Linked DNA regions of Mus musculus: region 1 is linked to region 2. A link is a loop called in an ENCODE intact Hi-C map of the cell type or tissue named here. Cell type or tissue: gastrocnemius. All regions are shown on one strand. Links, peaks and the distances in the headings refer to the core of each region. The heading gives the core; the rest is flanking DNA.

What was found. Peaks named below come from ENCODE experiments on the same cell type or tissue, not always from the same donor. Only the 100,000 strongest peaks of a DNase experiment are listed, where the experiment ranks them.
Region 1: it touches region 2 in a loop (2.7-fold over the local background); 4 of 42 quality-filtered maps call a loop at or near these places.

Annotation. Positions count from the first base shown.
Region 1 is chr15:27,352,757-27,365,720 of GRCm38, reverse strand. No RefSeq gene overlaps it. Among named protein-coding and RNA genes, the nearest start is that of Gm36899, 100 kb to the left of the region's middle. In gastrocnemius, for the core only: no CTCF peak of the experiment used is centred there; DNase peaks (open chromatin) are centred at 4,709, 6,547 and 7,081.
Region 2 is chr15:27,449,243-27,462,206 of GRCm38, reverse strand. It overlaps Gm36899 (a long non-coding RNA gene), which reads left to right. Exons shown (of 4, transcript XR_001781615.1): 1 at 1-486; 2 at 874-949; 3 at 1,362-1,417; 4 at 2,017-2,119. Among named protein-coding and RNA genes, the nearest start is that of Gm36899, 7.1 kb to the left of the region's middle. In gastrocnemius, for the core only: no CTCF peak of the experiment used is centred there; no DNase peak of the experiment used is centred there.

The sequences.
Region 1 (12,964 bases), core at 2,627-10,626, 96 kb after region 2:
CTTTTACTGAGGGAAAAAAAGAGCTTTGGGGGGTGGATGTCTGGGGATTAGGAAGGAGTTATGAAGTGAGTTGCTATTTTCAAGGGGAATTAAAGGAAATTGTGTTTCCCTTCAATCACACTCTCAGGAAATGAGGATGTTTCTATAATTGAACATCTTAATCAATCCCATCTCAGAGATGGAAAGAGCACATTGAAGCCAGAGTAGTAACTTTAGCAGCCACAGTGAGAAGATGTCCAGTTGTTCTTAGAGTTCAAGCGTTGGTCTTGTTTTAAAGTCTGTGTTCAGCCCATAGGAAAACCAAGTTATAAACAAGTTGTCTTGATTCATTGGAGTTGCAAAGTGACCTTTCAGGCTATTGGTCTTCTGTGAAATGACTTAGGTTCCACAGGAGAACATGGCGTCTCCTCTAGATGACTAAGTTTACTCTTTGGAGTATCAAAGCCTGGAGGTCAGGCCAGGCTTATCCAATGGGTCAAAGGTCTGCTCTTATGTTATGCTTCATCATTTATATTGATGAGGAAAGGGCTCACGTAATTTTTCCCTTTTATTTGTTTTAGATTCTGCTATTAAATTTATTTTGGTTTCATAAAATATATTAGGAAGTAAAGCCTCTTTCTCTAGACTATATAAAAGTTTATGCAGCATTTGTATACTTTATTCTTTTTTTAAAATTAAAAATAACTTTATGCATATAGCTGTTTTGTCTGCATGTAAGTATCTATATCATGTGTATACCGGGTGTCTGAAGAGGCTAGAGGAAGGAACCCCTGAAACTGAAGTTCCATATGGTTGTGATTGGTTGCGCCGATCATCTGAAAGAGCAGCTAGTGCTCTTAACTGCTGAGCTGTATCTCTTTGCCCCTGATCCCATTTATTTTTGAGTGTTTGGAGAGAATTCTCTGATGATGTCATCTAGTTACTGACAGAGGCACCTTCCTTGGAAAAAGTTTAAACAGGCTGCTCTGAATCTGAATCGTCTTTGTGATTGAGCCTTGACCTTGGTCCTTGTTCTCGCTGGATCTGGTAGACTAGTTGTAACAAAACCTCATTAAATTGATTGAAAGAGGACCTTCTGCTTTTGGTATCTATGTTCCTCTCCCGTCTCCCTGATATCTAATCAAATTGCTTGTCTTCTATGTTTGCATCTAATTACCCTTTCTTCAGTAGGCTTGTTATGTTCCTGTATCGGGACAGTCTGGTCTTGTCATCTCCTCTTAATGATTTCCATGGACTTATCTCATTATCCTTATGTGTATATTTTTCTCTTGTAAATAACATCTTTTTTCTACTATTTTTATGGAGACTTTCTTATAAGCTCTTATGCTATTTTATAGTTTTCTGGAGATTAAAACAAACAAACAACCGAGCCTAATATAATGAGTTCCACACATCCTGTAAGACAATGCTGAGTCCTTAACACAGTTTAGGTCCCTATAACCCTCTTTCCTGTTGGTATTTTTCATGCACAGTTGAATTACCTACATATTAGATATCAACAAGGTGCTATTTCTGTTTTGTATAATTAATAGTCATTTAGATTTCCACCACTCATTAATCTTAAATGCCTTTTGTGCTGCATTTCTGTGATTCACACGGGGGAAAACACCACTGAGAGTCAGACTTAATCTACTTCTTCCCTTTGCTTTCTCAAGGCCACTTGAATAAATATATTGTCTTCCCAGCCCTATAAAATCATGTGACGTTTTGCTGAATAAACTGCCTCTTCACATTTTCTACCCAGCTTCTTAATCTCCAGCTCACTACTAAGAAATTCACACCTGTCCAGAAGGTGAAAGTGAAGCTAGGCTCATGTTGAACATTTCTCTTCTTTCTCAGATCTGGTGCTTACATTCCACCTGCTTGGCTTTGGCACTTTGTCCCTGCTTTTGGCTGAGTAGCTAGTTGTTCCAAATTGAAACATTCCCTCCTGGAGGAAGCCAAGGAAATTTCCTAGGTTCAGGAAGCTTATGAAATTTACAAGACTCAGGGTGGTCAGAGAGGTATAAAACGCAATGTCCCTCCCTCAATTGTGTCTTAGTTACTTCTATTGTTGTGAAGAGACACCATGACCAAAGCAGCTTAAAAAAAGGAACAAGGGGCTGGTGAGATGGCTCAGTGGGTAAGAGCACCCGACTGCTCTTCCGAAGGTCCAGAGTTCAAATCCCAGCAACCACATGGTGGCTCACAACCATCCGTAACGAGATCCGACTCCCTCTTCTGGAGTGTCTGAAGACAGCTACAGTGTACTTACATATAATAATAAATAAATCTTAAAAAAAAAAAAAAAAAGGAACAAATTGGATTGGGGGCTTGCTTACAGGTTCAGGGCCTTCATCCATGACCATCATGGTAGGGACCATGATAGCACGTGAGCAGGTATGGTGCTCACGGAGTAGCTAGCATCTATCTTAAAGATGGAGGTAGAGATAGTGGGACTTGTGGGGAGGGAAGGCTGGGTCTGGCATTGGCTTTGGAAACCTCAAAACCCATTCCCAGTGACACATCTGCTCCAACAAGGCTACACCGCCGCCCGTTCCTTCCTAAGTACTCACGAGCAAGGAATCAAATATATGCGCCCGTGGAGACCATTCTCACTCAAAGCACCACCACTCCTATAAGCAGTAAACCATTACTGCAGTAGAGGACCTGGACCCTCTCCAGTGTGCTGCCTTCTAGTTGAGGAGTGGGTGTCAGGCATGCAGTCTTTGGAAGTGAACTCTATGCTACATAGGTCTTTTTCACAACACTACTACCCTTGAGTCATGCAGGATCCTCTAACCTCAACAAACTCACTGCTTTGCCAAGATAATCTTGAGTGAAATAATTTCTTTTGTGAGTACACATTTATCCATATCTAAGAAAAAGCTATGCAGTAAGTATAGTGAATTTTGAAAGTTTTTCTTTCTGTTCTTAGTTTTTAAAAAATATATATATCTTAAGACTATTCCATCATAGCCAGAAGAAAAAGTCCTGGAATTAACGGTTTTCATCATGTGTTCTCTGGCACATAGGAAGCCTTCAGGCATCTAAGTCTCAAACCTTATGAGTGTTAAGGGTCTGCACGTGAGAAGTAAGAACAGGATGCTTTGTCCTGTGGAGCCCCTGCCAACTACAGACTCTTTCTTCCGATTTAGCGTACAGCGTGAGAGGGAGCAATTCACTCCCCCCTCACCTGTTGTCTCTCTACAGTGATACACAGAACACAGTGGAGACCGCTGAATGTTCAGGACTCTAAGAAGGGACTCCAACCGTGACACACCTTGTGTTCTTTCCCCAGAGGCCTGCCACCGAGCCAGAAATCCTCTCTCTCTCTCAAAAAGAAAAACAAACAAGCAAAAAAAAAAAAAAAAACAAAAAAAAAACAAAAAAAAAACCCAATCTGCACAGCTTGAGAAGGTTTACAAATTTCAAAGTTCTGAGATCCTAACGTGACACTGGCTTTGTTGAATAACATTGGATTCATCTTTAGGAGCAAGAATGGATTGCTGAGAGAGGCATGTCATGATAGGAAGACAGGAAAAAGGGGGGAAAAGAGTCATATTATCCCTACTAGGACCTTGCCTCAACAGTGTCTAGGGCCTCAGGCTATTGATGCTTTATTATTATTTTTCTCCATCAGGAACCAGGTTCTCTGAGTCTCCTTTTCTACACAGACCAGAAATCTGTACACATGTGTAGACAAATAACTATGGTGTTAGACAATAAATGTTTCAATTAATATCTCCCCTCTACTACCACCTTCTAGGCACTAAGAGTGGATCAGGGGAAATTTGATAGTAATAATAACTATATTCTGTATGCCTGTGAGCTGTGGGGGTCTTCTCTTCCTTTCCATTTGTCAAGAGCTCAGCTCTTTTGAAGCAACCCTTACTGCTAGAGCTTGGTGTACTCTGTGGTGTATAAATACTCTCCCCCATCTGTTGTCTATTTATGTGTGACATTCTATAAATACGTTAATTGGTACTGCTCTTCCTTTAACTGTCACTGCTGTCTCTTTTCATGACAAGCTTCTATTAAATGGGACAAAATATGATGGGATAAGATAAAACCATCCAGTAATAAGGGCCCATGTTGGCCAAAAAGGAATGTAACCGGAAGAAAAGTTCAGCCTCTCATGGTAAGGAAAGGACAGTTTAGACTCACCGGTGAGTCTGCACGTGACACCTAAGAGTAAAACCTCTTGCCTAGATGCAGGCGAGGGAAGCCCTTCAGGCGACTACTGAAACGAATGAACCAGTTTCAAGCTTTACATTTTTATAAAAGTGGACTTATTTTAGACAAGTATGGTTTTGGCAATATTTCACAGACTGTAATCCATATGCACTCATTTTGCCTTGAAAGACTAGCCACGTATTTAACAAGGGAAAACCATGGTGCAAATGCTCATTTCAAACATCTCGTAGACTGGATACAAACGGGGCCCAATGGCCTGTGCAATAGAGAGAGTACATGTGTACTGACCTTCATCTATGTGGTCTTTAAGGGTATGGGGACAAGTCAAGTGAAAACTCTGCTTCTCCATGTTCTAAAGGGTTAAAAGACGTTATTTCAGGACTTAAGCAATGGACTAAAATTTAGGCTATGAAGAGGTACTCTATTTATGCAGGTGACTTTAGACTAATGTCATCCAAGATCAGCAGATCGTGTATCATCAGAAACGACCACAGGGACTGCGGCTGCTCCATGTGTCCTCCCTGGATGTGTGCCAAGGAGACTCTTCAGAAATGTGTCAGGCCAGAGCAGAGACCCCAGTTTGATTTCTCTATCCCCTGGGGAGGCTTCAACTTTGCTCTAAGGCCTTCAGTGGATTGGATGAAGCAATTCTAGATGATAACTTCCTTGCTCTAAAGGTCACTGACTGCTGGTGCTAAGCACCTCTCCAAAACACCTCTGGAGCTGTGCTTATTTCATGGAACCAGAGCCGTGCCACGTTGACCCTAAAGACGAGCTGTGATCACTGGTCAGGGAAACCATTCGTGTGGTTGGAAGAACATCATCCAGCAATGCCCTTCAGCAGATTCAGGATGCAAGATCTGGCCCGGCCTGGCCTGGCCTCCCTGCCCTGTCAGCTGCTGCTTTTCTCACTTCATCTCAGAGTCCTTGTGGCACAAAAGCCCAGGACATGTCCTCCCCACCTTTCCCCCACTCCCCCACCCCACCTTCTCTCCAGACCTTCATACTCAGTAACAATCTGAGCTCGGGACATTAGATGCAAGTGTAGAGCTTCTATATTTCTTATTTAAAAACAATACACAGAGAAAAGAACCAGTCAAACCCTGCCTGACCTCGTTTCCTTTGCTTTTGGGAAGCAGGTACAGCGTAGCTTTGGGAATGTGTAGGCTGGGTTTATTTCTAAAGAATAATTTGATAGATACTAAAATGAATGAAGGCTCTGCAAGCATGAATTATTTACTCAGAGAATGTAAGGGGAATAGAGCCATAAAATTGAGCAAAGTTCTCTTGGCCAACCAATATTTATTTTACAGAGATTTTCATTGCTGCTTTATATTCTCTGCAGCTAGAATCCTTAAATGTGACTCTATATACCTTCTTCTGTTTGTTCAGTCATTTCCCCCTCCCCTCTTCCAATCTTTCAGTCCCCCCTTTCTTTTTCCCTCCTTTCCTTCCTTCCCCTCTTCTTGTTTAGCAACGCAATAATATTAACTATATTATCTTGGAACATACAAAATAAACCCAATGAGAGTGACTACAATATATACTGGATAAGAAGGGAAATAAATTTGAACTGAAGCTTAGATTCTATTGCTAGGCTACTAAATACTGATCTATCAAAAACACAATGTGGAAGAGTACAATAATCCAATTTACTTGTTGAATGTTGTTTGTGAAATGAGGTTATAGAAATTCTCCTCTTCCAAACCTATTTTGAGCCTCTCTTCTCTTGTGTGGCTGCACAAGGCTCCACAGAAGTAAAGGAAAAGAGTTCAGGTGGAGTTTGACTGGTTATTTATTCTATGTGTGTGTGTGTGTGTGTGTGTGTGTGTGTGTGTGTGTGTGTGTGCATGTGTATAAGAAATAAGGGAGTTCTAACACTCGAGTCTAGTGTCCTGAGCTCAGATTGCTATTGAGGTATAAAGGACTGGAGAAAAAATAGGGTCAGGGATGCAGTAGTGGGGGTAGGTGGGGGAGGATATGTTCTTCAAATGCAAGCTCTTGGTCTGACATGCAGTATGTGTCTATGGGAGACTGAAACACAAGTCTGGGAAACTCAAAGCCAGCTTGGGCTACACTGTGAATCACTGTTTTGAAACCACCTGACAACCAGTGCTGAACACATTAGTACTCTGGAGAAATGACCTTGCAAAATCTTTTTCTTTCTTTTTTTTTTTTAAGCCTCCAAATTTGATTACTATACAGGATAAGAACAGTTGAAACATTTTGCTCTTTATTCTCATTATGAAATTATGTTGAGAGAGTGCTACCAGAATTTAAAAAAACAAACAAACAAACAAACAAAAAACCTTTGAGATACCCTGGCCTGACACAGACCCCTGCTGCTCACACTTGGGAGTCCCTGAGCAGCGATCCAGGTAGTCACATGTTTCGTCTAGTGAGCTGACCAAGTCAGGACCACAAGGAAAGACACTCCAGAGTGATGAATGGGTCCTGTTGGTCAGCCACAGCAGCCTTTCAGCTTGTGGTGGGAAAACCTGCAGCATGGAAAGGCAGAATTTTTAGCCACACCTTTCTGTCTTGACAGAGGAGGAAAACCATGAACGGGAGTGTTTGAATTGAAATGTCTTTAACAGCTTTCTTAGAGGGTAATATTTCATGTCTTAAAACATCATTTGAAGAAGAAGAATGTACTCTGGGCTCTTTAGTTCATGCTTGGGTGGGCTCTGATTGGGCGCTGTGATGTTTGTCAGTGGGGGCTGAGTGGGATATACTTTGACTTGTTCATATTCTTCCCGCAAACACTTAGAAAGGAGCCCTACCATTTGTCTGCCTTCCGTGGTCGAGTTCACGTTTGGCTCCAGTACTCCAGCAAGGCCTCAGAGATTTAGAGTGCCAGTGAAGGCCCTCCGCTGTGAGGGTGGACTCTCTGCCTTCCAAACACTGCTCAGGGAAAGCTGCCAGCAAGCGCAGGCAGCAGGAGCACTTCTCTACTAGGAGTGGAAAAAACTGGAAATCACTGGATGCTGATGGAGCAGTCTCTCTTCTGTTATCCATCTTTTAGGCTACAAAGGTTCCATTTTACATTCCAACACACATGGAGTTGTGTATGCACATAGACTCTGAACTTAAAAGCATGACCAACCAACTCTTGATTGCTTTAAATATTTTTTTAAATCAGATCCTGCTAGTCCTTCTAACCCAATCCAACCTAATCCAGTTCAGCCCAGTACAATCCAATCCATTCCAATCCACTGCACCCTGTCCCCACAGCAATCCATTGCTCTCATCTCTAATTCCACCCACCCTCTCCAGCGCAATGAGATGCAAGGTAGTCAGATCCATTGTGTCCTCTCTAATCATATAATCTTATCCAGTCTATTCTCAGCTCTCCAATCTCATCCAAAACAGTTAGTCCTTGCCTACCCTTCCTACTTTATTTGATCAAATCCCATTGCATACATTCCATACTATTACACACACACACACACACACACACACACACACACACACACACACACACATTTTCCTTTAAGACAGGGTCTCACAATACATCTTGGCTGGCCTAGAACTCACTATGTAGACCAGAATGTCTCACAAAGATCTGTCTGATATCATCTCCCAAACGCTGGGATTAAAAGCATGTATCATCATGTCTGGCCCCTACCTTAGTCTGCCTTTTCTCTATCTGAAATTCGAATCGTGTCTTTATGACACTTAACAACTTTAGATTATTTTTGTTTTATGTTCGTTAATGTTTTTCCTGCTGTGATGGTTATTTACGGTTGTCAACTTGATTACACCTGGAATTAACTAAGACTCAAGTTGCTGAGTATATGCCTATGAGGGATTTTCTTAAGTCATTCGAAGTAGGAAGATCCACCTTTAATCTGGATCACGCCTTCTGATGGCAGCCTATATAAGGAACAGAAAAGAAGGAAGGCTTTGCCTTTGCCTTTGACTGCTTGCCCCACTGTCACTCCTAAGTCTGTTGTCTCACTGGCATTGGAGCCTACCTCTTTGAGATTGGAGCCTACTTCTCTGGCACGTACTAAAGACCACCTAAGACAGTCAGTCTCATGGACAGAACAACTACTAAACTATTGGACTTTCTGTTGGCAGACAGCCATTATTGGACTAATTGAATCATAATCTGTAAGCCACTCTAATAAATCTCCTTTATATGTGTGTGTGTTCATTTTGTCAGTTCTTCTAGCAAACACTCACAACTGTACCCAACTATTTGTATGTACACTGTGTGCTTGCCATGGGCCACAGAAGAAGGTGTTAGATCCCCTGGAACTGAAGTTACAGAGAGTTGTGAGCTAACTTGTCAGGGCTGGGAATAAATCTAGATCTTCTGCTGTAGCAACAAGTGCTCTCACCTGGTGCTCTGCCTCTCCACCCCTACACTTTCATATTTGGGGGAAAAACCACTAATTACTTGTAGAAAATAAAGCCAGCAGGTAGCAGTATCATGAATGTTTACAAGGAAAGATGCTCTCATACACTGAATGCTGCTGCCTGCAGGTATACTGCAGGTATACTACAGGTACACTTCAGATGTACTGCAGGTGTATTGCAGGTGTGCTGCAGGTGTGCTGCAGGTGTGCTTCAGGTGTACTGCAGGTGCACTACAGGTGTACTATAGGTATACTGCAGGTGTACTTCAGATGTACTGCAGGTGTGCTGCAGGTGTACTGCAGGTGTACTGCAGGTATACTACAGGCATACTTCAGATGCACTGCAGGTGTACTGCAGGTGTGCTGCAGGTGTACTTCAGATGTACTGCAGGTGTGCTGCAGGTGCACTACAGGTGTACTATAGGTATACTGCAGGTGTACTGCAGGTTTACTGCAGATGTACTGCAGGTATACTGTAGATATGTTGTGCCTGCCAGTATGTGTAGCCCTCTTCCTCCTATGTACTCTCTCACATGGCATAGGTAGACACAGGAATGTCTAGGTTTATTTATCCACTTATTACTTAACTGTAGTTCCCAAAGTTGACTTTTTATTCTCAGACATGGCTAAGTCATTGTGGGGTCCAGTTGGGAAGTGAAGGAATGGTTCTGGGAATGCAATTCTCAGACCTCATACCCCAGTGAAGTCAGTAGTAAACAGCAGTGTCTAGCAGAGAGGACTCTGATCTTCTGGAGCAATGTAAGGAGATGGTACTCATTTGTGTTCACAGCTGGCTCTGGCCAATACACTAAGCGACCTCAGAGAAGAAATTAATTGCTGGCTTTTCCTGCCATGTTAATGGTGCTCCATTGGGTATTCAAAAGCAACTTTCAAAGGAGGGAGTGATTCGGTCCGTAGTTTTGTTTATCTTGGGGTTTCCAGAGTCTGGACTTCTTTATTAAAGGCTGTCATCTGAGGGCTTTGACCACAAAGACTTAGCATCATGTCTTTAAGAGAAAGTCGAAACCAGGGTTAATGAAAGTTAAAAGTTTTTGGGTCTCCCTGTAGGTCTCCTGTACAGACACTTGTTTTGCAACCGTCTCTTGCCTGGGTGTGCCAGGTCTTTGCAGACCAGCTCAACCGGGGGGAAAGCAAAATAAACATAAGCAGTAGCCATCACAGCATACAGACTCTTTTTTTCCTACTAGACAAGTCTTTTTTTCCTCATTAAAATTGAGTCTGGATTTGAAATTTTGAATCATCCTAGAAGACAGAACCTTGTTTTTGCTTAAATCACATGTCTTCTACCTGTGTTTCCCAGGGAAGCCCCTGGATTCTTCTTATTTCCTTAGCTCAGGAATCCCGTTCTCAGCCTCAGTAGGGCACATTGGAGCCAGCATGGGATCAGTTCCCAACTGTGGGAGCAGGAGTTATACCCAGGAATGGTCCAGAGGTGTTACTGCATGGGATCCTAAGGGACATGGTGCTGGGTCTAATGAGTGCGAAGTTGCAGAGGGGCCGTGTAGACTTCAGAGGACATACAGACTTTGAAATCTTCCTAAAGCCTGCAGGTGTTAGTCACGACGCTGCAGAAGGAAATACAGAGGCTCCTGAAGGAGCTGAGAAGCTGACTCATTGGAATGGGTTTCCTGCCACTGCTGACACGTGGATGCCCCACACTGGAGCATGATGCTGGGATGTTCCTCCAGCTTTGTGTCCCCAAAATGCCACCATCTACCTGCTCATCCTCTCAAGAGTCAGCCCTGATGACCAGATCTCCTCTTTCCTTTACACGTGGACTCCTTTAAAATGTTTCTGGTCCTCGTGCCATGTCAGCATGCGAAGAGTTTATCCTATTTTGAACGACATGACTTGGAAGACAAGGACTTCTCCATCTGTCCTTTCCCAGAGTGACAGATTCTACATCTGTGCCCCAGCCTTAAGGGTGACCCAGTACCGCCTGCAGAACTTGCTAAAACACAAATTACTGGGCCTCATCTCCAGACTTTGCGTTCCACGTCTAGCAAGCCCCCAGGTGGTTCTGATGGTCTGGGATGCAGAGTGAGAGTCACTGCTCTGAAGGAAACATCCGCTGGCTTTACTCATTCTTCCATCCACTGCCTGACCTATCCCTATCTGTACACTGTCCCCCTACTTTCAACTTCCAGGAGTCAATTCCCACAGGAGCTCCGTGTTTGGTCTTCTTGAGCTGTCGGGTCAGCTGACCACATCCGTTGTTATTCCCTTTGGTTTCCATGACAGCACTGTCTCCTAAGTCGCGCCATTCCTTGCTGGTTGGCTCTTTTGAGCTCCTCTTTAGGAGCCTCTTCTAATCACCACGAATGTCTTCTCAGGGAATTGACCCTGCTTCTGCTTCTCACTTTGCTCTTCCTGGACTGCCCCACCCCACTGACACATCCACCCACACAAGCTGAACCGCCCATCCCAGCTTCTCCTCTGCTTCATGATGCCTCCATCTTTAGCCTCACGTAGTTGGACTTATCTCTAAACCTCTGCAAAGTTCTCTTCCTAATGCTGCAACCCTTTAGCACAGTTCATGTTGTCATGATCCCCAACTAAAAACTTAGTTTCATTGCTACTTCATAACTGTAATTTTGCTACTATCATAAATCACAATGTAAATCTCTGGTTTGGTGGGGTTTTATTTGTTGTTTTTTTTTGTTTGTTGTTTGTTTGTTTGTTTTGCTTTTGTTTTAGGTGTCCTCTGTGAAAGGGGTCATAACCTACAGGTTGAGAACCACTACTCTAAATGGATCTATTCAGTTTCTTACTCAGGTGAATGGTACTCAGTTTTCCCTAGACTCATAATCTTTATGTGATTCTTCTTTTTCTCCCAGATCCCTTCCTTCTCATGTCTAATTCATCATGAAGACAGCTATGATAGTATTCATTTCATCTTTCATTGTGGATGGCTTCTCTCACTGCCCTTTACCGATGTTACCAAAGTACTCTCCTGGCCTTTAAATGATTGTAGCTCATGGTATTGGCTTTCTGGTATCTTCTAGACACTTTTAAAACATAAGGGACTCAGCATAGAGATGGGTCGGCGGTTAAAAGCACCCAGTCCTCTTGTAGAGGAACTGAGTTTGGCTTTCAGCACACATGTAGCATCCAACTGTGATTCCAGTTCCTGGTTGATGTCATTCTGACAGGGAAGGAGATGGCCGTTTCATTCTTGCTGTCACACGGAAAAAAACAGACATCGTGACACATTTGATCCCTCAAACGCTTCAGATATAGCTGAGGAGGAAGAGGAGACCTTACCTGCACTTCTAAGTAGGACTGGAAATCAGGACACCATATGGCCTCCATTGACATCATGAAGGTGGAGGCATTCAGCCTGGCCACTGGGAATCTTGGAGTTTTGATCTCAGGGAGGTTGCTTCACATCTTTAGGTCATGAGCCTTCCATATGTGAAATTACGGTTCTCATGAAGACAGACTGAGACAATGCAACTGCACAGTGTAGCTCTAGGTACAAAATAAGCTCGTGACAGTTGTTAGTTATGATGCTGACGTTCACTATAATTTATTGAGCTAAATTTCACTTTCTGACTATTTTGATAACTTCCACTCTTTCCTTTTTATTGTTATATATAATTTTGGAAGAAAGAATAAAACAAAATCAATAGATGATTAGAGTTGAAATTACTTTTATGCTTTTTTTTTTTTTTTGGTCTGAAGTTGAAAAAAATCAACTTAATTTTCCATTTATGTTTGAAATGATTTTTGAAAACTCTTGGGATTCCTTGTGATCTTTCTCAAATGCATAGCTCACTGGGGCTTTGAAGTTAATTAAGTGTTTCCTAAATGCTGATCCTCCACTGGAGGGAAGGATATCAGAAGAGGCACCTAGGGGATGCATTTGTATGTAAGTCACGGGGGAAGGGGGACAGTGTGCATCTGTTCTGGACTTGGGCTGCTCTGCCCTTGGGTGGATTCACCGAGGTGTGGAACACCTTGCCTTTGCTTCTGCTCAGTCTTGGTCTGCAGATCCCAACAGCTGGGTTTCCAAACACTGATAACCTGGGAAGCTCAAGTGCTTCAGAACTAAGGGAAAGTTCTCAGGAGCTAGGGCTCTTTCAGCATCTGACTGACATTGGTGTTAGCCCTTTGGTCATTTTGTGTCGTGCTATCTTCAATGCTTGCACGACACTTACTCCCCACAGTTCTAGGGGCTGGGAAGTCCACGAGTGTGCTGCTTCCCAGTGAAAGCCATGTCTTGGTTTTCAGATGGTCTCGTTCCTACTTTCTCTCCCTCTTCTTGCTTCTCCCCCCGCCCCCCGTTTGCAGTCCTAGAGATCAAATCCAGGGCTTCCTTTGTGCTAAGTGAGCACTCTACATGAGACATATGTGCAGCCCACAGATAACTTCTTGACCTGCCCTTACAGGGTAGAGAGGGA
Region 2 (12,964 bases), core at 2,754-10,753:
CCCATGTTTAGCATAAGCAAATTAACAGTGTGCTCTGATGGGAGTCTTAGTCCCAGAGATTGATGCCTGGTATTCAAATGAATCACATGCCCCCTAAAATAGAGTAGACCAAATATACATTCGAGTCTTAGAGCTTTGCAGCTGGGCCTGGTGCCAATTTGCTACACAGCTGATTTCAAACGGGAGAAGAGGCATTTTCTGTAGACTGCGTTCCTAAAAGCATCCGCCTGCTGATGAAAGTTTCTGCCCAGGTCTCAGTGTCCAGAGACAAAAGAGAGGATGTTTGCTTCTTCCCAGCTGGAAATTTTACGCAGGCCATCCTTGTGTTGTTCCAGCCCGTGGCTTGATAATTAACCTGAGGGAATGACCAAGATTAGATTTTTGTGCTCCCAGCATGTGCCAGTAGTTGGAGGCAGGAGATGAGTGCCAAATTATCCCAAATTGAAATTTACAGCACATAAGTCAGAAGCAGCCAAATTAAGCCTGGTAAGTTACAGTTCCCACGTTTAATCACTTCTTTAATAAACATATTTAAGGGACCACACAGATGCCTTAAATTGTCGTGCTGTTAAAAGGCATCGGGACGGTTTCTCCCTACAGATATGAAGTGATCTGAAGCAGACTTTGTTAAATGAAAAAGCAAGGTGCAAAAGCATAAAATGGCAGGCTATTGGGGGGGGGGAGGGGGAGAGAGGGAGAGAGAACCATGAACTATGACTGTGGAAGTATTTATATGCATGCGGGCCTGCTTTTATTTGCAAATTGGTGCTGGCAGAAAAACCCAAGATTAATTAAATGTGTGAGGGAAGAAGAGATCAGGGTAGAGTGGATAGAAGAAAGGCTTCTCTAAATGCACCTTATTGTCTGATTTAGGCTTTGGAAACCTTCCAGTCTTATACGTTGAAGAACCAGAAACAAAAGAAAAAAAGAAATACAGATACAAGGCAAAGTTATGCATGCTTTTCTCTTATTTATCCCCCTTGCTTTGCCAGCAGAAAAGATTTAGGGTAACTCCAATCGAAGCTCAGTTGTATACTTAAATGGCTTTGGGGATTTTTTAAAAATTTCTCTATAATTGTTAAATAGCAAAACATTTGGAGAGACTCTTGCTAGGTTAATTATGCAACCAGTTGGCTTTGTGTATTTGTAACTATTAACTCACTCCTGCCCTTAACAATGGTATGAAGATAAAAGTCAGTTTTGGGGTAGAGTCTATTGTTGTTCCTCAAAGACATCAGTCACCACCAACACAATGACGTTGAGAATGTTGGAAGTGAGGTACAGTTAGCTGATCAGTTGCCGATCTGCTCATCTGGAGAAACGTAAAGCAGGGGCTTATGGGATTCCTTCTGGTTCCACAGACCCCAGCTCTGGGTCATTCTTTATGAACTGAACTGGACAGAGATGTGCCACTGAGGTAGATGTGCGGTTGCTTCTTATTCATTTTCCTCTCTTTAATTGCCTTCAGCATTTCACTGACCACATGATTTAAAATGGATAAGATATCTAATGATGTTTGTGTTTGAAATCTTGCTGTCTATCCAGGGTTTATTGTTTTTTAAGTTCTTTGATAGCAACGTGACTTTTACACAGATTTCTTGTGTAACTCAGTTCAATCACGTTTTCTGTTTTGTATTTGATAAAGAGAGCTGCTTTAGTCCCTGTTTCTAGTACATAATTCTGCATAAAATATCCCATTCCCTGATGTGGGACTTAATTGCAGTAATTCTTCAAGCATCTCCCACTTCTTTCCCATGCCCTAAAAATAATAATAGAAATGAACACATTTGTGTTTGAATTGGCTCTTCCTTAAATTATTGTATGCTTAATCTCTGGTGTAACAAAGGGTTGACTTTTCTATCATGTGCTTAGTGCTAATCAGGCTTCTATAGTCTTGCGATAACACATAGAAAGACTCCCCTGTTTCCAAGACTTTATTCTTAAGAAAGAAGAAGACAAACAAGGGCTCTTTGGCCCGACACTGCATTTCAACCTGATCTACTTTTTTCTCTTTAGAACTACCAATTCTATGAGAATAGCACTAGGCCAGGCGTGGTGGCCTTTAATCCCAGCACTCCGGAGGCAGAGGCAAGCGGATTTCTGAGTTCGAGGCCAGCCTGGTCTACAAAGTGAGTTCCAGGACAGCCAGGGCTGTAGTCCCCCCTCCCCCAGCCTGAAACCTGCTTGCTCAGGGGTGGAGCTTCCTGCTCATTCGTTCTGCCACGCCCACTGCTGGACCTTGCAGCTTTGCTGTTTGGAGCCACATCGTGCTCACCCTGCTACTGGATTCCGAGATTATTTGGCGGGAATCGGGTCCCCTCCCCCTTCCTTCATAACTGAGTGTCGCAACAGTAAAATTGAGCTTTGATCAGAGTGACTTTGACTTGGCTCCGTTCTTTCTTCCGCCCGTCTAGTTCATCTCTTGCAGCCTGAGTTGCCATCTCAGTTGAACCGTTCGTTGCGAGCTGCTGGTCGGCTGCAACACAGGGCTATACAGAGAAACCTGTCTTGAGAGAGAGAGAGAGAGAGAGAGAGAGAGAGAGAGAGAGAGAGAATAACACCAGTTCATTAGATGAGTGATGTTAGCAGACTATTTCACTTACATACCACACAGTTCACCCCTATATCCCTAAACTCCACCAGAGAGATTTTTCACACTTGAAATTATTTCTGATTTCAATGCATCATCTCCCTACTAATTACATTATTTTGTTGGTGTCTAAATAGATGGTAAAGGTGCTAATGGCATCACTCCTTGTGGATCAGTTAACCTTGTTGTAGGTCATGTAGCAGCATCTTTTGTGTGTCTACTGTATGCTGGGCATAGTATAAGATCATTAGTTTGAGCCTCCATGGAACCCTTGTGTGCTCCCTCCCTTTTGCAATGATGTGCCCCGTGGCCATCTTGGGACCCTGTTATCATAAGACCTTAACCAGATGTAGGTCTTTAATCTTAGACCAGAACTATGAACCAAAAATCAACCTCTTTTCTTTATAGGACACCTAGCCTCAAGCATGTCATTATAGAAATAGAAAACAGACTTACAGCCTATCTAAAGTAAGAAGAGAGGTTGATTATCAATATATAAGCATGACCTGTGGAACCCATCAAAAACAAAGTGACCTTCAGAAGGGAAGGGACCAGAGCCAGGTAACATAATATGGCTAGGACTCTCTCTGCATCATTAATCTCTATTCATCCCCCTCCTCCCCTCTCCTTGCCTCCTTCCCTTCCTCTGCCGCCTCCTCCTCCTCCTCCTCCTCTTCTTTTCTCACTCCATCCTGCTATCTTCTACATACCTGGTCCAGATCGTGGGCACACAGAGACAATGCCTGCCTCATAGTGTCCTTAGGCCTCTTTCGCTACTAAGTCTACGTTTGAACAAAGGGGCCTCTAGGTCATGTTGTCCACTGTCACTCTGGGTACTCATGGGAGGATAGCTGTGTGTACCTCTCAGCCCGTGGGTTATCCATGGCGCCTTCCTCTTAGGCTTTGTAGCACTATCTACACACATTGTATCATAGGTAGATTTTCAAAGATATTCTACCTAAGAAGCCCCAGCTTTCCTACTTACGACTGCACACTCCACACTCTGCAAATGGAAGGCAGCCCAAGGTCACATCCAGCCTCTTAGCAAAATCCAGATCCTAACACTGGGATGCACTTACATCCTAACACCACGATGCAAATACAATCTTGACCTTTTCCTTATAAAGAAACGTTAACTCTTTGATCCGAAGAACTGATATTCTTTGGTTGTAGGAATTAGCAAATAGATCTATTTGGAACATATAATTAGATGATTATAAAAATCACTTCACTGAAATGGTAGTGGAATTAATTTTAATGTATTTTCCTGAGCCAAGGATCTCAAGATCTTATTATAACAGCTACTAAGTATGCAAATATCAATGAGATGCTTTGCATTTTGTTCTCCTGTTAGTGCTCAAAGTCTTGTGTGTGTACACATGTGCCTGGTTCTCTTTCTATATGTGCTTGGTTGGTCTTAAGCTGCACTAACCATGGTTTTCAGTCCTAGGAGATGGACCCCATCTAGGATCACTCATTCTGTGGAAGAGGAGTGCCTTTGCCCAGAGAAGTAAACACCCTAGGTTCAGTTGTCTGGTTCTCTAAGCCTGGTGCCAGCTGCCCAGAAGCGGGTTGGGAAGGTCAACTGTCTGTTCCCAGGAGACTTTGGCTAATTCAGAAGACTCTTTCTCTGGTAGTTGTATAGGAGAGAATGGAGTGGTCTGCTAAGGTGAAGTTCTTGGATCCTACTATCTTTTGCTAGGACATAGAAACCCAGGAGAGCATCCAGAGTTACTCAGTGGGTCACCCTGCTCATCCACACAACTGCAAATGGTAGAAATAAGATTGTAGTCTCTGATCCTAAAGCCAATTCTCAACACTGCTAGTCTCCCTGGCTCCTTGGGAGTTGACTCTATGCATCCTTGCAGGATGCAGGCTGGGATCACCACTAGACAGGACCTGAGGTAGAGTTGGCTCAGGAAGGCAGCTCCTGAGTAGACTGAGGTAGAGGCAGCATAAGGGCCTTGGGTGAATATGGGACCGGGGTTGGGGTAGGCTAGGAATTGGGGAAAACAAGGATGAGCTCATATGCCCACCTTAAAGCCCTGAAAAGAGCCTTCAGGTGTGGTCAGACCCAAGGTGGCTGCTACGGCTAGGCTGCCCGAAGGGAGACTTGTTTTGGATGGAGATGAAGTGCTAAGCTGTTTGCTTTTCAGTGAAATGCCCCACCCAAGAATGTTCCAGTCATCCTTCTAAAGACTCAACCCCTCCAGAGAGGGTCTGGTTTCCCTGAGTCAGTAGTTTGGTCTCCTACTGTCTAAGGACTCTGCCAATTTGTCTCCAAAAAGTGTTTTGCCCTTTGAGCAGATGGAGCTGCAACTAACTCTGAGTTAGTACCAGTCCCTTTGGCCCCTGCTGTAGGAACTTTCCAGATCTTTCCCCGGCACTGGGGCCACAGGTAGGCACTGGCTTTGAACTTGACACTCATCTAACTGGTCAGCCCTGGTTTCAGAGCTGCTTGCACACAACAGGTAGCTGTGAACTTGTTGACAGCCAGCCAGCCCTTATCTGCAGTGTTTGGTCACCTACATTTCCAGAGGACTGACTGCTGACAGCCCCAGCCAGGAGGTAACGAAGGGCATCTTGCTCTCACTCTGTGGCTGGCAAGGACTTTGCTAAGGACTTTAATGTGTGTTTGCCAGATGTGCTGAAGATGGGCTGTCCTGATGTTCTCATTCAGATCATGTGGGGGAAAAAGGGTAAACTGAGTTCTAGTCCAGCTTCTGTTGCCTTTACCCAACTTTCTCCCACAAAACTTTACACACTAAAGCTTATATAAACTTCAATCAATATAATCTTTTAAAATTTTATTTATTTTATGTATAAGAGTACTCTCAGCATATTCATGTTCACACCAGAAGAGAATATCAGATCACACTATAGATGGTTGTGAGCCATCATGTGGTTGCTGGGACTTAAATGCAGGGCCTCTGAAAAAGCAGCCAGTGCTCTTAACTGCTGAGCCATCTCTCCAGCCCCAATATAATAATCTTTAAAAGTATGACTGAATCTGTGTTCTAAAAAAAAAATAGCAATGGGGGAAAAAAAGGAAACCATTCAGATTCAGATCAAGAATGACTGTGCATGGCTGTAAGGTCAGCTGAGACAGGAAACTCACGAGATCCAAGTCAGCCTGGGCTTCCTTGGGAGTTCAAGGTCAGCCAAGGCTAAATAGCAAAGCCCTGCCTTAAAAGGAGAGGGGGCTAATATCCACTTATCAGTGAGTACATATTGTGTGAGTTCTTTTGTGATTGGGTTACCTCACTTAGGATGATGCCCTCCGGGTCCATCCATTTGCCTAGGAATTTCATAAATTCATTCTTTTTAATAACTGAGTAGTACTCCATTGTGTAAATGTACCACATTTTCTGTATCCATTCCTCTGTTGAGGGGCATCTGGGTTCTTTCCAGCTTCTGGCTATTATAAACAAGGCTGCTATGAACATAGTGGAGCATGTGTCCTTCTTACCAGTTGGAACATCTTCTGGATATATGCCCAGGAGAGGTATTGCAGGATCCTCCAGTAGTACTATGTCCAATTTTCTGAGGAACCGCCAGACTGATTTCCAGAGTGGTTGTACAAGCTTGCAATCCCACCAGCAGTGGAGGAGTGTTCCTCTTTCTCCACATCCTCGCCAGCATCTGCTGTCACCTGAATTTTTGAACTTAGCTATTCTGACTGGTGTGAGGTGGAATCTCAGGGTTGTTTTGATTTGCATTTCCCTGATGATTAAGGATGCTGAACATTTTTTCAGGTGCTTCTCAGCCATTCAGTATTCCTCAGGTGAGAATTCTTTGTTTAGCTCTGAGCCCTATTTTTAAATGGGGTTATTTGATTTTCTGGAGTCCACCTTCTTGAGTTCTTTATATATATTGGATATTAGTCCCCTATCTGATTTAGGATAGGTAAAGATCCTTTCCCAATCTCTTGGTGACCTTTTTGTCTTATTGATGGTGTCTTTTGCCTGGCAGAAGCTTTGCAATTTTATGAGGTCCCATTTGTTGATTCCCGATCTTACAGCACAAGCCATTGCTGTTCTATTCAGGAATTTTCCCCCTGTACCCTTATCTTCCAGGCTTTTCCCTATTTTCTCCTCTATAAGTTTCAGTGTCTCTGGTTTTATGTGGAGTTCCTTAATCCACTTAGATTTGACCTTAGTACAAGGAGATAGGAATGGATCAATTCACATTCTTCTACATGATAACAGCCAGTTGTGCCAGCACCATTTGTTGAAAATACTGTCTTTTTTCCACTGGATGGTTTTTGCTCCCTTGTCAAAAATAAAGTGACCATAGGTGTGTGGGTTCATTTCTGGGTCTTCAATTCTATTCCATTGGTCTACTTGTCTATCGCTATACCAGTACCATGCAGGTTTTTTTTTTTTTTTTAATCACAATTGCTCTGTAGTACAGCTTTAGGTCAGGCATGGTGATTCCATCAGAGGTTCTTTTATGATTGAGAAGAGTTTTTGCTATCCTAGGTTTTTTGTTATTCCAGATGAATTTGCAGATTGCCATTTCTAGTTCGTTGAAGAACTGAGTTGGAATTTTGATGGGGATTGCATTGAATCTGTAGATTGCTTTTGGCAAGATAGCTATTTTTACTATATTGATCCTGCCAATCTATGAGCATGGGAGATCTTTCCATCTTCTGAGATCTTCTTTAATTTCTTTCTTCAGAGACTTGAAGTTCTTATCATATAGATCTTTCACTTCCTTAGTTAGAGTCACTCCAAGATATTTTATATTATTTGTGACTATTGAGAAGGGTGTTGTTTCCCTAATTTCTTTCTCAGCCTGTTTATCCTTTGTGTACAGAAAGGCCATTGACTTGTTTGAGTTAATTTTACATCCAGCTACTTCACTGAAGCTGTTTATCAGGCTTAGGAGTTCTCTGGTGAAATTTTTAGGGTCACTTATATATACTATCATATCATCTGCAAAAAGTGACATTTTGACTTCTTCCTTTCCAATTTGTATCTCCTTGATCTCCTTTTGTTGTCGAATTGCTCTGGCTAGGACTTCAAGTACAATGTTGAATAGGTAGGGAGAAAGTGGGCAGCCTTGTCTAGTCCCTGAATTTAGTGGGATTGCTTCAGCTTCTCACCATTTACTTTGATGTTGGCTACTGGTTTGCTGTAGATTGCTTTTATCATGTTTAGGTATGGGCCTTGAATTCCTGATCTTTCCAAGACTTTTATCATGAATGGGTGTTACCAAGATATAAGATACAATTTGCTAAACACATGAAACTCAAGAAGAATGAAGATCAAAGTGTGGACACTTTGCCTCTTCTTAGAATTGGGAACAAAACACCCATGGAAGGAGTTACAGAGACAAAGTTTGGAGCTGTGACAAAAGGATGGACCATCTAGAGACTGCCATACCTGGGGATCCATCCCATAATCAGCCTCCAAACGCTGACACCATTGCATACACCAACAAGATTTTGCTGAAAAGACCTTGATATAGCTGTCTCTTGTGAGACTATGCCGGGGCCTAGCAAACACAGAAGTGGATGCTCACAGTCAGCTATTGGATGGATCACGTTGCCCCCAATGGAGGCGCTAGAGAAAGTAACCAAGGAGCTAAAGGGATCTGCAACCCTATAGGTGGAACAACAATATGAACTAACCAGTACCCCAGAGCTCTTGACTCTAGCTGCATATGTATCAAAAGATGGCCTAGTTGGCCATCACTGGAAAGAGAGGCCCATTTGACATGCGAACTTTATATGCCCCAGTACAGGGGAAAGCCAGGGCCAAGAAGTGGGAGTGGGTGGGTAGGGGAGTGGGTGGGGAAGCGGGTGGGGGACTTTTGGGATAGCATTGGAAATGTAAATGAAACAAATACCTAATTTTAAAAAAAGGAGAGGGGTAGGGGCTGTAGCTTCATTGGGGAGTACTCACAGTACTTACCTCCTATAGATCAGCTTCTACTTTCTATCCTCACTATGGCTCCCACCCACCAAAGAAGAGAAGCTGCATTTCAGCATCTGGGAAATATTAAATTCACATTTTTCCTGTATATAAAAACCACAGGGAACTTTTGAAGTTATTTTTTGAGGCAGGGTCTCATGTAGCTCTGCAGATGAAGACATTAGACTCCTGATTCTTCTGTTCTACCTCCTAGTGCTTGGATTACACGCATATACCCCACACCTGATTTTTACAGTGCTAGGGATGAGACTTGGGCCATCTTGTGTGCTAAGCAAGCATTGTACCAACTGACCTACATCCCTAGCCCAAAGCGGTGGCCTTGGGATGCTCCCAGGCATGATAAGAGATTTGTGTGTCCTAAGAGCGAGGGAGGAAGCGCAGGTGGTAACTCAGTGTTTGGCTTCAGCTGAAACTAAGGGGGGGGGGTCATTTCTCAGTCTGGGTGGCAGAGAAGCAGCAGCCAAGCAGGTCCAGAGATGGAGGCCAAGAACTTGAGGGGTTGTGTCAGCTTTAGGATGCTCGCTAGACACCAGGAGGGGACGTGAGGGAAAGCGGTGTGTGGATCTAGTGGTTGGAAGCTGAGAGAGAAAGAGGGCTGAGTTTTGATTTGGGAGCCTTCAGCAGGAAGGCAATGAGTCAGGTCATAAGAGAGAGGTAGGTTTAAGGTCTAAGAACCAAACTCTCTTCCCCAAAACGCACACGGGAAGGGAGGCAGGTGCTCCTAGGAGTTCGGGGAGCTGGGAGGGAGAAAAGTTTTACTTATAGCCTTGGCTGGTCTCTAACTCCCAATCCCCCTTCATCAGCCTCTCCAATGCTGCATCTGTGTACTACCGTATCTGGTTTAGGGGATGGTTATTTCCACAGCAAACGGGGAACGTAGCTAAGAACATTAGCGAGCCAAAGGAGCAAGGACAGAGGACTGACCGCACCGTGGATTTCAAAACTGTATGCAGCTGGCAAGATGATAATTCAAGTCTTAGAAATGAGGAAGCTAAGACTCAGAGAGTCTTAGCTTGAGGAAATTGCCCAGATGGGAATCGTGTGGGGAGGTCCTCAAAAATTAAGAACATATGACCTTCCGTGCTAGCAGTGGCTAATGTACAGAGCGTGTGAAGTTGCTGATGGAGAGACCTCAGCACTCTGGTGTTCTCTGCAGCTCTGGTCACAGTAACAGTAATACAGAAGGAATCCACCATCCATCAACTGATGACTGGCTAAAGGGAATGTGTATATATGGAATGGGATACAGGATTCAACCTTTTACAAGGACATGGGCGAACCCAGAATACATTATATTAAATAAGTCAGGCACAGAAAAACACCTCCTGGCACCACTTGACTGTGAAGTGTAAAAATGTTGATTATAGAATCAGGAAATAAAATGGTAGGAGTGTTGCCGTGTCAAAGGACATAAAATTTCAGCTAGAAAGAGGAAGGTGTTCAAAAGCAGCTGGAGCAGGTTAGCTGAGTAATCGGGTAAAGCATCCATCACTTGCTGTGTGAGCCTGAGGATCCCTCAGCAGCTAGAGAATGCCAGAACTGACTCCCAAGGTAGTCAGTCAGTCCTCTGACCTCCACCGTGTTACCATGGTACCCCCTCACACACGCTTCCTAGACATGCATAGATGATAATTACAAACATAGGTTTTAGAGCCAAGCATGGCTTGGCTCTATCTATCCCAAAACCTTGAGTGTAAGTAATTCAAAGCCAGAGACCTCCCAAATCTATTATGCAACATGGTGACTACAGTTAATAGTATGCTTTATGTTCCAAAAGCGATAAGGCAATGTTCTCACCACAAAAGATAAAGGTGAGCCACTGCACACATTATATAAGCTGATGTAACATTCCACAGTACAACCATATGTCAAAACATTGTGTTACATACAATAAAAACACATAATTACCATAATCATTTAAAAGGATTCTTTTTTTAGTCTTTTTAAGATGTGGTCTTATATAGCAGAGGTTGGCATTGACTTTTGATCTTCTGCTTCTGCCAGGGTTACTAGCATTTGACACACATCCCGCTAACACAGTTTTTTTCCTTTGTTTTTAGGGACAGGGACTTGATGCTGGCTTGGAACTCACTATATATGCCAGTCTTGCATTAGTGATAATCCTCCTGCCTCAGCTTCCGAAGTGCTGGGGATTATAGATATAAGGCACTATGCCTGGCCTCAAACATAGAATTCTAAATATAAAATATTAAATTTTTCTGTTTATTTTTATATGTGTGTGCCTACTTGTCTTTGACCATACCACATACCACATACATATTACATGGTACATGCACGAAGGTGCCAATGGAGTCTAGATGAGGTCATCAGATCCCTTGAAGGTGGGTCTGAACTTCTCAGTTTGGAATCTGGGAATCAAGCCTGGGTTCTCTGTGAGAGTAGCGAGTGTTCTTAACCACTGAGCCATCTCTCTGGCTCCTTGAAAACAAGGCTTTCCAACTTCTAAGCACATGCTCTACTGAGGGACTACGTGCCACCACCAACCCAAGACCAGTGTCAAGTGATGTGGTAGGAACTCAAACTCAGGTTCTCTGGACTCCAGGGCTCCCTGCTGTGTGACCTAGACCACTGCCCTCACGTTGACATCCCTACACCCAGTTTGTGAGTCCAGGGCCCCTTATTCCAACGGCTGTGTAGACTGTGGCAGGGCTTCCACAAAGGAGCCTAGCTAGCTCCATATGGAGGATGGTGGATCAGATGGGTGCAGAATGATCTGAGAGTCACTTAAAATGAGATGGAGGAGAGATACATCGTGTTAAGCAGTGGCTTTTCTACCACTTAGATTCCATTTTAGCTCAAGATTGCTTGAAAAGCTTCCTATTTAGCATGAGAGAGGGAAACGGCTCAAAATAAAAGTGTTTATTCCAAAAACTGCAGGGTGAGATCTGAGCAGCTCCACAGATTCCAGGCAGCCATGCAGATGGCGGGTGAAATCTAAGCTCTTTGTGTTTATTTCCTTCTCCCTCTCTCTCTCTTTCAGGTTTATTACACATTTTTTTTGAAAAAACACTAATCAGAATACGCTCAGGTTAACATAAATAACCCTAAGCTCTGCAGCAGGGTATCAAGTCCTTGGGGAAAACTATTTGAAGTGAGAGGCATTTCTTCCTTGAGAACAAAGGAGCTAAGGACCTTCCCTACTACCTAGATATTATTTTCAGGCTGTGTGTTCTTAAAATTACTCAATATTCCGAACATAGATTTTTAAATCTGGAGTTTTCAGACCAAAGTCAAGTAGGTTTAGAGTAAGTTAGTACAGATAAAGTGTGATGGTTTTGTATGCTTGGCCCAGGGAGAGGCAATAATAGGAGGTGTGGCCCTGTTGAAGTGTGTGTGGCCCCGTTGAAATAGGTGTGTTGCTGTGGGCGTGGTCTTAAGACCCTCATCCTAGCTGCCTGGAAGCCAATATTCTGCTAGCAAGCTTCAGATGAAGATGTAGAACTCTCAGCTCTTCCTGCACCATGTCTGTCTGTGGATGCTGGCATGTTCCTTCATTGATGATAATGGACTGAACCTCTGAACCTGTAAGCCAGCCCCAGTTAAATGTTGTCCTTACAAGACTTGCCTTGGTCATAGTGTCTGTTCACAGCAGTAAAACCCTAACTAAGACATAAAGGTTTTTTTTTTCCTTTTCTTTTTGTCATACATAAAACATGAAAGGCTGTTCATTTCAGTTTAAATTTATTTCATCGGGGCCCATAACAAGTAATCAAAAATTCAGTGGCTTAAACCAGATGGAATTTATTCTGTCACAGCCTGGGAGATCTGAAGAATAAAGTGATGGCCACACACTCTCTGAGGGCTTCAGCCAAGACTGTGCCCTTTCTCTTTCAACTAGACTCAGCTAGAGATCTTTCTGGTGGTGTTGGCTGCATAGCCTAGCTTCTGCTTGTCTTCACATGCCTTTGGCTAGGTCTCTGCTAAGTCATCCCTCCTGTTCTCTGGAAAGGACACTGTGATGCGACTTCGGAAGCACCCCAAATCTAGGAAGAACTTGTCTCCAGACCACTAGGTTCATTGTCTGCAAGCATTCCTTTTAAAAAAAATAATGGCCACAGCTGGATGTGGTAGCTCATGCCTTTAATCCCAGCACTTGGGAAGAGAGGCAGGAGGATCTCTGTGAGTTCAAAGCCAGCTTGTTCTATATATTGGACAGCTATGACGACACAGCGATACCCAGCAGTATAGGTAAGTATAATAAAATAGAAAGTAATGATCAAACTTCCTGCTGGGTGCCGAGGTTCTGATCCGTGCAGCCTGGGGTGTTACCGCCCACTTCACCATACAGCATCCCAGCAGGAAGTGATGGGAAGGAATTGGGGCTTTGGCTAGACTTCCTCAGATGCCCACATCCATGTCTGTGCACATGTTCTCCTTTACAAGTGTACAGGCTCAGCGTTCCTGATCCAATGCT